2 separate regions of the Homo sapiens genome follow, and region 2 is linked to region 1. Evidence: chromatin contacts called from ENCODE Hi-C or POLR2A ChIA-PET data. All regions are on one chromosome and are shown on one strand. Each heading gives the region's core, a stretch centred on a gene start or an enhancer-like site at or near the end of the contact. The rest is flanking DNA. Distances are from core to core; before and after follow the strand shown. Region 1 overlaps RBM20 (RNA binding motif protein 20). Region 2 overlaps RBM20 (RNA binding motif protein 20).

The links. A loop is a pair of places that touch in the nucleus more often than their neighbours do. ChIA-PET counts read pairs that join two places held with the same protein, here RNA polymerase II (POLR2A). Pooled maps may share reads with other maps.
Region 2: a map of Right ventricle myocardium inferior shows a loop between it and region 1 (4-fold over the local background). The contact joins two enhancer-like sites. A Hi-C loop is called at or near these places in 3 of 168 maps with a recorded cell type or tissue (Right ventricle myocardium inferior, aorta and heart right ventricle) and 1 of 50 pooled maps. POLR2A ChIA-PET finds 5 or more read pairs at or near these places in 2 of 52 experiments (activated CD4-positive, alpha-beta T cell and naive thymus-derived CD4-positive, alpha-beta T cell).

What each region holds. Positions count from the first base shown.
Region 1 is chr10:110,696,746-110,703,213 of GRCh38, forward strand. The region is part of intron 1 of RBM20 (RNA binding motif protein 20); the gene reads left to right. Among named protein-coding and RNA genes, the nearest start is that of RBM20, 56 kb to the left of the region's middle. RefSeq lists enhancers at 1,562-2,061, 4,873-5,479. Within about 2 kb of position 2,317, at least 5 of the 41 ENCODE cell types and tissues checked have a DNase peak (open chromatin) inside an H3K27ac peak, as active enhancers do; they include heart right ventricle, where a contact is called at or near this core.
Region 2 is chr10:110,740,617-110,747,084 of GRCh38, forward strand. The region is part of intron 1 of RBM20 (RNA binding motif protein 20); the gene reads left to right. LOC124902498 (a long non-coding RNA gene) reads right to left here. Exons shown (of 3, transcript XR_007062286.1): 3 at 5,078-5,153. Among named protein-coding and RNA genes, the nearest start is that of RBM20, 100 kb to the left of the region's middle. Within about 2 kb of position 2,363, at least 3 of the 41 ENCODE cell types and tissues checked have a DNase peak (open chromatin) inside an H3K27ac peak, as active enhancers do; they include heart right ventricle, where a contact is called at or near this core.

The DNA of each region.
Region 1 (6,468 bases), core at 1,067-3,566:
GAAGGAGCAGCACAGCTTAAAGCACACTCTGGAGAGGGTTTCGTCCAACTCTGGGGGACCTTTTTTGCTTTTTATGTTACTAGATATAGTAAAGTCTGCAACTCTTACTTTTACAGCTTGATGAATTCTCAAATGTGTGCTCATCCCTGTTACCACCACACAGACCAAAAGACTGGAGATTTCCAGCCTCCCAAAAGGGAGCCCATCCACAGCTCCCTGCCACCAAAGGCAACCCCCATTCTTACCTCTGTCATCATAGATTAGTTTTGTTGGGGACTTTTTTAGACTATCCACTTCTTAAGGAAAAAAACTTATCCTGTAGAGCCAAAGATGGCTCAGGCTTGATATGACTTTGAGTTATGTGTTTTGTTTGGTCTATGCAGAATTTTTTTTTTAAGCTCATTGCTCAGATTTAAAAGTTGGGGGATTTCACACAACAAAAGCCCAACAACACTGGGCTCGTGAACCTCAGCAGCAGTGCTGGGCTGTAGTCAGGTAGGAACCGTCCCCCTGAAGATGGGTGTCCATGCGTCAGTATCCCTGGCTGTTCCCCACTGCTCACTCCTAGCCAGCTGCACTTTTGTTACTTGCCTGGCCCACTTGGGCTTGGCCCATGAGTTTTCAATCCCTGCCTTTAAATATGGTTTTGTTTCTTAGTTTGGGGCCTCCTGCATGACTGAGGGTGCTTAGTAATTTCCTTGGTTCACTCTTCAGTGTGTATTGAGCACTAACTATGAGCCAGGCCCATGCCAAGAGCTGGGATACAGAGGTGTGCCCAGGCAGAGGGATTGAGGTATTGTTTGTTGTTTGCCATGCAGGCAGCCAGAAATGTGGCACAGTCCTACCTGCATGAGTTCACTTCTCACCACCTCCTTGGATGCCACCCATGCTGGTTGTTTCCTGGCCCCTGAGCCCACCTTGTTTCATGATCATCACACATCCACTGTCACTATCCCTTCATTTCCTCCCTGTCTGGTCCTCATCCTTCCCTCAAGCTTTTGCTCAAGTCTCACCTCTTCCAAGAAGTCTTCACTGACCAGCCCTTTCTCTTGTGATGCCTCCCTCCCCTGATTTTATCAGCGTATTCCCCACACCACAATCCCATCAATTCTCAATTATTTATTCCCTCACATTGAAGAAACAGGGGCCTTGTTTCTTTTTTTTTTTCTTTTTTTTTTTTGAGACTGAGTCTCACTCTGTCGCCCGGGCTGGAGTGCAGTGGTGCGATGTCGGCTCACTGCAAGCTCCACCTCCCGGCTTCACGCCATTCTCCTGCCTCAGCCTCCCGAGTAGCTGGGACTACAGGCGCCCACCAACACGCCCGGCTAATTTTTTTGTATTTTTAGTAGAGACGGGGTTTTACTGTGTTAGCCAGGATAGTCTCGATCTCCTGACCTCATGATCCGCCCACCTCGGCCTCCCAAAGTGCTGGGATTACAGGCGTGAGCCACCGCGCCCGGCCCTTGTTTCTTATATTAGTTATCACAGGCCCTATGGGCAAAGACTTCCCCTATACTTCCCAGCATTGCTCCAGCATGCCCTGCACAGTTCTGAGCTTATGGCAGATACCCAGGACACACAGGAGGTGGGCTGGGAAGGGCAGGGGAGCACCGGAAAAAGAGGCTGTGATGGCGGCCCCTGGGGAGGCCAGAAGGAGAGCACCAGGAGTTGCCCTCGCTGGCAGGAGCCTGGCAGGAACCCTGCCTGTCCTTGAGGGCCCATCTTCCTTGCAAGAGTGTTGACACCCTGTGAGGAGGGTGCAGAAACTCCAGCCACAGGGCCACAGACGTTCTGGACAGTGTCATGTGAGGTGGCATTGGAGCTTCTCCTCTTACAGCCTGACAGAGTGTCCCTTGGGGTGGCAGGTTCATTGAAGACAGCGTGGAACTGGATACAGAAGGTGTCATTTTGATGGCCATTCCTTCAGCTTTATGCCATGCTCCATAGACAGCCTAGGGTACCCCTCTCTGTCCCACTTTTAGTTCCTCAGTGATACAGATTGCTAAAGGCAACTCAATTGCAAATAGCCCCGCACCATGTGACACTGCCTCCTTGAAAAGTACTTCAGATGCTGGCAGAGGATGGTGACCTTTCAGTGGTATATGCCTGCTCTCAGCCCAGCCAGACAGACCACTGCCACAGAGGTGGGAGAGGCAAGAAGAGCCTTTAACTTAAGGGCACTTGGCAAAGGGCTGTCTCATTTGCTAGGGTTCTGTTATATGTCACTTGGTGTGCAAGCTTCCAAGAACTACTTGGCTTCCTGACAGGGAACATGATAGAATGTCAGGACCTAAGCTAATGTAAAATATGCTTTGGCCAGCCAAGTCATGCACAGGCAATGCAAGAAGCCATTGGTCGTTCACACGTCTGCGCCATGTTAGACGGGGGCTCCACTGATGGACTTAACCTTTCCAGACCCACGTGATGATGGAGATCCGGCAGGCAGTGGCTTCTTACTCAAGGCATGCTGATTTTGAAAAGTATGAGGGCATCTTTAAAAAAAAAAAGTGCATTCTTTTTTTTTTTTTTTTTCCTGAGACGGAGTCTTACTCTTGCTCTGTCTCCCAGGCTGGAGTGCAGTGGTGCAATCTCGGCTCACTGCAATGTTTGCCTCCTCCTGGGTTCAAGTGATTCTCATGCCTGAGTCTCCCAAATAGCTGAGATTACAGGCGCTGACCACCACGCCTGGCTAATTTTTGTATTTTTAGTAGAGATGGGGTTTCACCATGTTGGTCAAGCTAGTTTTGAACTCCTGACCTCAGATGATCTGCCTACCTCAGCCACAAAAAGTGCTGAGATTACAGGTGTGAGCCACTGCACACAGCCGTTTAAAAAAACAAAACAACAACAAAAAACAAAAAAAACCAAACCTGCATTCTTAAAGGGTACTTGTTTCCTGTCGCTCTTTTTTCCTTTATACGGTGGTCCCCCCTTATCCATGGAGGATATGTTCCAAGACCCTCAGTGGATACCTGAAACTGCAAATAGTACTGAACCCTATATATATATACTATGTTTTTTTCCTATACATAACATGCCTATGATAAGGTTTAATTTATAAATTAGGCACAGTACTCTTGTGCGTTGGGGCCATTATGAAGCGAAATAAGGATGTCTTGATCACACGCACTGCCGTATCATCACCGTTTATCCTATCATTGAGGTGGCTACTAAATGACTTGCGGGTGGGAAGTATAGACAGCATGTATATGCTGGACAAAAAGGTGATTCACGTCCCGGGTGGACAGAGCAGGATGGCCCAAGACTTCATCAGACTACTCAGATCAGTGTGTAATTTAAAACTTACGAATTATTTATTTCTGGAATTTTCCATGTAATATTTTTGGACCACGCTTGACTGTGGGTAACTGAAAGTTTGGAAAGCGAAACTGTGGGTAAGGGGGGACTACTGTATTCCCCTCTTCCTGTTTTTCACCTCTCCCATGCCTCCCCCTAGTCCCTCCCATTTCTGTGTCTTTGTGTTTATCTGTTGAGCCTTTGGCATGAACACCAGACAAGGTTGGCTGGGTTTATAGGTGCTACATTTTTTCACTTGGGCGCTTCAGATTTAGATAATAGGATACAGAGACCTAGAGGTTTCATCCAAGTTTCAGCCTTGGGCCAGTTAGGGAGTGTGGAATTGGCAACCTTTTATGACTGTTAAGCAAAATCTTTGCAGAGGAGCTGTACCAATTAAGAAATCCTTGGCTGCCAACAGGAACCCCAACAGTGGCTTAAACCAGAGGGACATTTCTCATCTCAACATGAAACCTGGAGGCAGAGGCCTAGGTTTGGTTTGGTGGCTCAACAGGGTCTTTAGGGACCCAAAGTCTTTCCATCCCCTACCTTGCCACGTTCCATGATGTTTTTGTTCTTATGCCTATGGCCTCCTCTTCACAGGACAGTGACAGAGGCCCCAGGATTACCTACTTACATGCCAGCAACCAAAGCAGGAAATGGGATGGGCAACAAATAAAAACCCTCTTTGGGCCAGGCACGGTGGCTCACCCCTGTCATCCTAGCACTTTGGGAGGCTGAGGCGGGCGGATCACCTGAGGTCAGGAGTTCAAGACCAGTCTGGCCAACATGGTGAAAGCCTGTCTCTACTAAAATAAAAAAATTAGCCAGCCATGATAGCGGGTGCCTGTAATCCCAGCTACTTGGGAGGCTGAGACGGGAGAATCGCTTGAACCCGGGAGATGGAGGTTGCAGTGAGCCGAGTTCATGCCACTGCATTCCAGCCTGGGTGGCTGAGAAAGACTCCGTCTCAAAAAAACAAAACAAAGCAAACAAACAAACAAAAACCTCTCTTTGCTTCTGCCTTATCTGGGAGGGGAAATTTTCAGACTCATTGCAAAGGAAATGTCATTTAAATGTGAAAACTGATGCACAGAGCTGAGTCATTTTGGGATACCTGTGTGAGCCGGGGGTTCCATTTTCCTGGTGACCCTTCTCAACTCCGTTCCCAGTGGTTCTTTCTCAAAATTACAGATTGTGAAGAATTTTTTTTTTTCCTCCTAGTTTCTTCCAGCCTGGAGTTCACAGTGGGGCTTACTTCTCACCTGGTCAGCCAAAGCTTAACTGAAAATCTCCAAGAGTTCCTGTCTTTAGAAACCCATAAAGTCCGGTCCTACTCCCTGGTACTGATTCTCCTTTTTTTCTGAATGGTACTCGCATCAGCCTGGACCACGGGGAACATGCTGTTCCCATCATTTACCCCGTGTATGAGCCGGAGATTTCACTGTTAGTGTTAAGTTACAGTGCCTTGCTGGTTGGGAGCTTGCCTTTTGAAAAGTTCAGGTCCAGCCCTCCTTTGCCTTATCTTGGGAAATGACTTTCTGCTAAAATAATTTCGGTTTGTACATATGCATGTCCATGCACACACCCCAGCTCCACACCATCCAGTGGGAAAGGGAGTCAGGGATTTCATGGTAGCTGTCATTTTGATGAATGTCCCTGTGTCCACCCACAGAGGCCGTGACATTCCTGCCTTTCCCACTTGATAATCTGAAAATCTCCCAAGCCTGATTGCCTTGCTATAGGCCTGCAACCTGGAATGCTGCATAGGTTCTGAGTTTCAATCCCCAGGGTCCGCACTGGCCAGGATCTGTAAGAGCCTGTGGGCTTGATGCTGATAAGGCAGAGAGCTAACGGGGGATTATCAGAGAGGGAGAGTGCCAGACAAGGTGCATTCCTCTGGGGATAGAGCAGCAGGACTTTGGGAGCTGGGACAATTGTGTGAAGCAGGACGTGATTGCGTGGTCTTGTTTCAGCCAGCCTCAGCTATCCCCTTTTATCTGCCCCCAGAGGCACTGTGCTTTTTAGGCCTCCTCACCTTCCCTCTGAAATGTGCTCCCCAATGTGCCCACCTCTTCTTTCTGTTTTCCAGCCTCTGCTGGGCAAAAGTGGGAAGTTGCTCTCAAGTGTTAAACGTGTTCACTCTCACCAAGTGGAAGATTTTACATTAGAATTCAATCATTCTGTTTACTTCCTTTAAAGTCGAGAGCGTATCAGCTGAGTGTGGTGGCTCACACCTGTAATCCCAACATTTTGCTAGGCCTAGGTGGGAGGATCACCTGAGGGCAGGAGTTCAAAAGTGAGACCCCCCCATCTCTACCAAACAAACAAACAAACAAACAAATTTGCTGAGTGAGATGGTACACACCTGTAGTCCCAGCTAGTCTGGAGGCTGAGGCAGGAAGATTACTTGAGCCCAGGAGTTTGGGGCTGTAATGGGCTCGGATGGCGACCGTGCACTGCAGCCCGGGGCGACACAATGAGGCCCTGTCTCTAAAAAATACATAAATGAAGTTGAAAGCATGTGAAGTTTATGATTGGCTTTGTGATCGGAAGGATGTGTCATGCTTTCCCCTGGGTGTTGGGAACCTTCTGAAAGAACTGCTGTCGGAATTCAGGGTCTTCTGTGCCTGTCCACCCACTAGCCCTCATGGGCGTAATGCAGAGATCTCAGAAGGGAGAGCTCTGGATCCAGACTGCTTATGTTGGAATCATCTTCCACCCACTTACTCACTGTGTGCCCTTTGGACAGTTATTTAACCACTCTGCACCTCAGTTTCTTCATCTGTAAAATGGAAATTATGGTACATACCACATATGATTGTTAGAAGGAGTCAATGAGTTAACCTTTAAGTACTTAAAATGGTATCTGGCAATTAGTGAGCACCATGTAAGTGTTTGCTTAATAAATATTAAGAGTTTGGGGTTTGGGGTGGGTTTTTTTTCTTGTTTTTTTTTTTGTTTTTTTTTTTGGTTGGCTTAATACCTTTCTAACTGAAATTTTTGTTGAGATAATTGTAGATTCAGATGCACTTGTAGGAAATAATTTAGGCCAGGTATGGTGGCTCATGCCTGCAATAAAGCCTCACTTTGGGAGGCCAAGGCGGGTGGATCACCTGAGGTCAGGAGTTCGAGACCAGCCTGGTCAACATGGTGAAACACCATCTCTAC
Region 2 (6,468 bases), core at 1,113-3,612, 44 kb after region 1:
AGGGGTGGGGAAAGCAAGTTTATGGCCACCTTGATGTTCACTGGAGTGGCCCGAGGACTCCTTTTTGAGTTAAAGTGACTTGTTTTCTTCTTACCTTTATTCATCCCCTTACTCAGTAGGATGGCAGCAGATATAACATCATTATGTGTGTGAAAACATACAAAGACACTCGTTCTAGGGGGTGTTGTCCAGCAGATGCATGGACGTCCATGTTAACTCTTGTGAGTACAGAAGAGGATGCAGAAGTTAGCTGGATCCAGATGCTGGATCTCCAACATCCTTGGAGATGTGTGGTGTTGGATGCTTCTGTCCAGGGTAACATGGCTCTCATTACCTGGGCTTCAGAGCCTTCTCTACCTTACCATCTGCATTTGTTTTTTCTTTTTGATTGGGTGGCATTCACCTGGGCTTTCCTTCACTTCCTGACGATTCAAGATGGCAATTCTCATCTCTGGTCAGGCTGAGCTTCTCTCAGCAGCTCCTGACATTTCCTCCAGCTTGTCTCACCTTCTCAGTTGTCTCCCATTCCCACCAGCACATCCTTTGACCTTATCTTCCATACCCTTCTGCACCTAGGACCTCTTCCACTCCTTCCCAGTCAAGAAGCACCTATGAATAAGCACAGGTATTCAATATTTGTTAGGGTGGATACAGGTAAAATAAGAAATCATCTGTAGAGGTGACGTAGAAAGCACAGATAATAGAGAAATAACAGGTATCTGCCTCTGTCATCTTTCCTGAGCTCCAGATGTCAGTATTTAGGGGACTGCAGCTGTTTCCACATTATATCTTCTGGCACCAACAACTTCATGTGTCCGAAGTTGAACTCATGCAAACTCAGCCTTTGTTTTCCACATGACTCCTCCATCAACTCAGAAAGTGAAAGAGACCCACAGGTCATCCTCAACTCCTTCCTTTCCCTCACCTCTACCCCATGTCCACTCACCAAGTTCTGCCAGCTTTCAGTCCTAAATTTTCCCCGAATCTCTATCTTCTCTCCAAGACTGCCCCACCAAGCCTTCTGCCATTTGTCAACTCACAACTCTGTGGCAGCCTGAAATTGTTTTCAATTCCCAGTAGCTATGTACCTGAGGGCTGCCCCCTGCCCCCCATCACCTGGCTTTGTCCTACTCTTTCACCAAGCCTGAGCTCAGACCTCACCTCCTCTAGGAACCCCTCCAGGACCAGAGTACATGACCCCCCTCCCTCCCCAGGAGAGCCCTGCAGTACCTCTTCCAGGATCCTGCTCCTCTAGAATGCCCACTTCCCACCCAGTGTGAGGATGATCAGTTTACGTGCCTGCCTCCCCATGGACGTACACTCCTCTAGGGCAGAACCCAAAAGCTGCTGAAATTATCTTTGCCCAGTTTGACAGAGGGAGGGAAATGTAGTGGACTGAAAGTTGAGACACCAGGTTCAGCCTGACCCCAGTGAGTGCTCCACCCTTTTTTGTAGATTAAATGAACCCAGAAGTTAGTTCATGATGTAGTTCCTGTAAAAAATAATAAATAAACCTAGGAGGAGCCTCAAAGTCCCTTCCTGACCTGATGTTCTGCGATTCTGCCAGAGGAATCTGCTCTCTCCAGCCTGACTTTTCTATCTACACCTCCTCATCAGAGGAGCCTTCTGCACTACTGCCCTCTCCCAAGTCAGGGGCTGGGGACAAGGAAGACTTTCACTTTTCAGTAGCTTCCTGAGCCATTTCTTTCTTAGCTCCCAGGCTGGAGGCCTTTTCCCAGGTCTCTAATGGACAAACTTTCCACACATGACTTAAGAGAAGAAGACACAGGACTTGGACTTGGACAGTTTTGCTGCATGAACCACTGAAGTCTCTGGAACCTTAGCAACATGGACCCCTGGACCTTGGTCTTGAGTGTGGGGCCTGTGACAGTCCCCTGGCAGTGTGCTCATCCTGGCCTTTTTCTGGAGCTACTAAAGGAAAGAAACCCAGTTGAACCCAGGATTTTTTTCTTTACCCCCGAACTTCTTTGTACAGAAGTTTCACTTTCTCATAACATGATTTCTTTCTTTTACAAAAGACAAAATAAAACAGAACCCAAACTTGACACACAAATCCAACCACTACTGCTACTGTTCAGGCAGCTGGTCTATATTTTAGTAGCTCACCTGTTTCAAAAGCACCTAGGTAGTAGCTGGGAGGCTCGGTTAGTATTTCAAACCCCCAAAAGCTGCACAAAGCAGAGGCTCGGGTTCTTGAGTAGAGGGCTGATGCTAGAAACATAAAGAGATTCATCTGCATCTTCTTCAACAGTGTGCCTCACCTCCAACTCTCACTGTGAAAGATCTGCTTTCTGCTGAGCATGGACCTGGGAGAGATGTGTTCCCCGGAAGGCGGCCCGGGCTGTCATCAAGTCAGTTGCACAGGGACAGTGTGAAGCCTTCTCACTGTGGCACGAGCCATCACTCTCAGAGCACCTCAAGCCTGGCAGGGTTCCGAAAACCTCAGGGTTTAATCACTCCCCTGTTTAAGGAACTCAGACACAATGTATTTTACAAATTATTTTTGAAAGGTTTATATGAAGTGTTAAATTTTATGAACTGTATATTTTACCAACAATGGAAAAAAAAGGCTTATGAGCTTAGAGGCTTTCACATTCATTATTTCACTTAATTCTCTAAACCTCCAATGGGGTAAATCAATTTCTGTTTTGCAGACCATTAGACCAAGGCACAGAGAGATTAAGTGGCTTGCCAAAAGGGGTAAGAGTTTTCATGGGCTAACTGGGGTTATTTTTTTCACAGTTCATCAAATGACAAGTTTAACGTGATATATCTTATTTTATGTTGCATGTGATAAATAGTTACACTTTTTATTTGTTAATTACTAGGTTTTAATGGTCAACTTTAGTCCAAAGCTTCTCCCTCTTCTCACCTTCTCCCAGCCTTCTGATTCAGTTTATACATACACACACACACACACACAACATACACAGAGGCACACACATGCATGCATGCATGCAATACCCACATTGTTCTTTTATATTATTATTATTTTTTGAGGTGGCATCTTGCTCTGTTGCCCAGGCTGGAGTGCAGTGGCACAAACTCAGCTCACTGCAACCTCTGCCTCCCAGTTCAAGCGATTCTCATGCCTCAGTCTCCTGAGTAGCTGGGACCACAGATGCGCACCATCACACCCGGCTAATTTTTGTATTTTTAGTAGAGATGGGGTTTCACCATGTTAGCCAGGCTGGTCTTGAACTGCTGACCTCAGGTGATCCGACTACCTCAGCTTCCCAGAGTGCTGGGATTACAGGTGTGAGCCACGGTGCCCAGCTGTCCTTTTATTTTTATTTGGTGTTCCTTGTTGGAAGAGATCAGCTTCTCTTCACTAGAGAAATTTTTCAGTGATCCTGGTGGGGGCTCCAGTCCCCTTTTCTTTAGGAAGAAATAGAGTAGAATGATTGGGAGTACAGTGACAGGGTGGTGTCACATTTCCTGAGTTTGAGCCTCAGCTCTTCCACTTGCTGGCTGTGTGGCACTGGGCAAACTCCTTCACCTCTCAGTGCCTCAGATACCTCTCTATACAGAGGAAATGCAAGCGGAAGTATAAGGAAGATCACACGAAATAGCGCCTGTCAATCACTGTCAAGCACAGTGCCTGGCACACAGTAGGTTTGCAGGATGCCTGTGGTTTCTGTCACCCTGATGTGACTCTCCTGGGGCCCTTGAAGGTAGCATTCCAGGCCCTCAGAATCTCCAGGGGAGTGACTGGGAGCTGTAGTTTCACCAGCACCGGGCTGATGCTTGTGGCTGGGAAACGCCACTACCAAGGTGATGAAAGGTGAAGGTGGGTTGATATATAAAATAAAAGAACTTGGAGGAAAGTTAATACCTTTGAACATTGGTTCCCAAAGTGTGGTCCTGCACCAGCAGCAATATCCACCTAGCAACTTGATGGAAACGCAGATTCTCAAACCTTCCTCCAGACTTACTGAACGGAAACTCTGGGGGTGGATGCTAGTGATATTGTGTTTGAACAAGCCCTCCAGGTGTGTCTGAGGCCTGCTGAAGTTTGCAAACCATACTTTAGAATGTGAAAGAGCCAGTCCCTATTTCATTTCAAATGAGTTTAGATGTATATTTAGCTACTGAAATAAGAAATCTAAAGATATGTACACTTGTACCAAGAAGACAAGGAAAGAAATCTGCTGATATGAAGACTCAGTTATATTTCGAACAAAGGCAATGAATCCATCTTGGTCCTTTGCTTGGCTCATGGTGAAACATAGCGGCCACCATGTGGGTCAAGAGGCTTGTGTTCAGGACAGCTGAAGGGATGGCCTTGACCTTACTGTCCTCCCAGCACCAAAAGGAGCCAAGAGCGAGAGGTTACTTCTGCCTCTCCGGAACTCCAGCACTTCCTCCCTGGGGGTGCTGGCATCTTTCTTATGCACTGTCACTCTCCTCGTGGTTACTGTTGTTTGGGTCAATGTTGTAAGCAGTTGCTTGAATACAAACCCTCTGCTTTTTCATCCCTGTTTCTCCTGGGCAAACCCAAATGTGACTGCAAAACATCTCCAAATAGAGTCCAGTTCTTCTAAGTGTCAAGGCTTGGCCCAGCCACTGCCTCTGCTGTAAAGACTTTCTAGCCTGAATACCACCATGGCAAGTCATAAGCCTTGTTCTTCCCCTCCTGTGCTCCACATCCCAGGGATTTGATCCCTGCAGGCTGCATTTCCAGGCGCCTGCTGGGTTTGAACAGTGCAAGCCTCTGGGGTGAGACTGCAGGGTGGTCGGAGAGGGATGCCAGGGTGGTTCTCCCCCTCCTCTGTGGCTGGCTGTCTGACAGTGGCTGGGGATCTTCCAGGGCTCTATTGCTACTCCTGTCCCCACTAGCTTTTGTGTACCTTCTTGTCTGTTTGATAAATTCTCTGGATTAAATTCTCCAAGGGATTTGGAGTGGTTTCTCTTTTCTTTATTGGGTCCTGACTAACTTAGCCCCTTGTCTTGCTTCCACTGGGAGTGGTCACTCAGCATTTGCATACGTATCTTCTCCAATAGCCATGAGCTTCTCAGGAGTAGCCGTCATATCCAATTCAATGTCACATCCTTAGTGCCTACTCCAGGAGCTGTCACTTTCAACATGCTTGGTGTTTGATGAATGAATGCGTGATAACATGTGAGGAGGGCTGAAAATGCAAAGGAAAATCAAAGTATGCCGTATATTCAAAATGCATGCAACAAGCAAGGTTTACCATATGGAAATAGCGATGTATGCCCTGCCTAGTAATCTAGTTTAAAATAGTAATAATAAACCTTAAGCTTGTCCACAGTACAGATTTTTTAAACAATAATTTGAGAATGTTCAAATCTGTTCCATTATAAGCCACCCCAGAACTTAATGATTTAGAACCCTTTATTATTTCTCATGATTCTGTGGGTTATGACTTGAGTTGCCTTCAGCTGTTCTTGCCTGGGCTCGCTCATCACCACGTTTGGTAGCGATTCGGCTGGAATTCATATGCGTGGGACCTCAGGAGAAATGGAGATTCTCTCTCCACTAGAATCTCATGCTGAAGGAGGCTGGTGCGGGCTTGTTCACAAAGTGGCAGTCTTCCAAGAGGGTGAGGGGCAAACTCTGAGGCCAATTGAGGTAGAGGCTTGGAAGTTACACAGCATCTCTTCCTGTGCATTCTGCTTCAAAGCAAGTCAAGAGCCCAGCCCAGATTCAAAGGATAGGGAAATAGACTCATGTCTTAATGGGAGGGGCTTCCAGGAATTTGTGGCCATATTTAATCCACTGTAGAGTGGTTATTCTCATTACGAAACATTCTTTATTACAACATTTAGTATGGCTGTACCTTAAGTAGAGCCTCCTGGAATAGATTTAAAAGGTTGCTCAACTGGTAAGACCCACAAATGGAGAGCTGCCACTGCTTTCCTTAGTTCTTTGTCTGACCACCAGATGGTGGCATTGCTCAGTCGACCCCGAGTATTTCAAGGCCGGCACCAAATTCCACCTGGAGATGCCCTTCAAGCTGTGGGAATTCTATGATTTTGCACAGCTGGATTGGGAGCAGGCAGTGCTACCTATGGAGAGGGTCTGGGATTAGGGTTGCAATGGGCATTGGATGCCTCTTTCTCCCTGACTCTTCTAGAACTGTTGTGGGAAATTTCTTCACCTCCCCAAATGGGGGACTGGAGTAAGATGCTGCAAATATCATCCCATCACAATGGACTCAATCATGAAGAAAAATATCGTTTGTAATAAAAAAATTGTTTGCATACTCATGAATTGTCTATCGAAATTACATTGTATTGATTTCATCCTAGTGATGTAAATAATTCTATACCACTTCTTTTTCTTTTTTCTACCCTCTGCACCATTATAGTTGTTTGTATAACAGTGTCTGCAAAAACTGATAACATTTGATTAAGGCCTGCAGTCTAGTCCATTGTATTGTGCCAGTGTCAATTTCCTGGTTTTGATCATGTAATATAGTG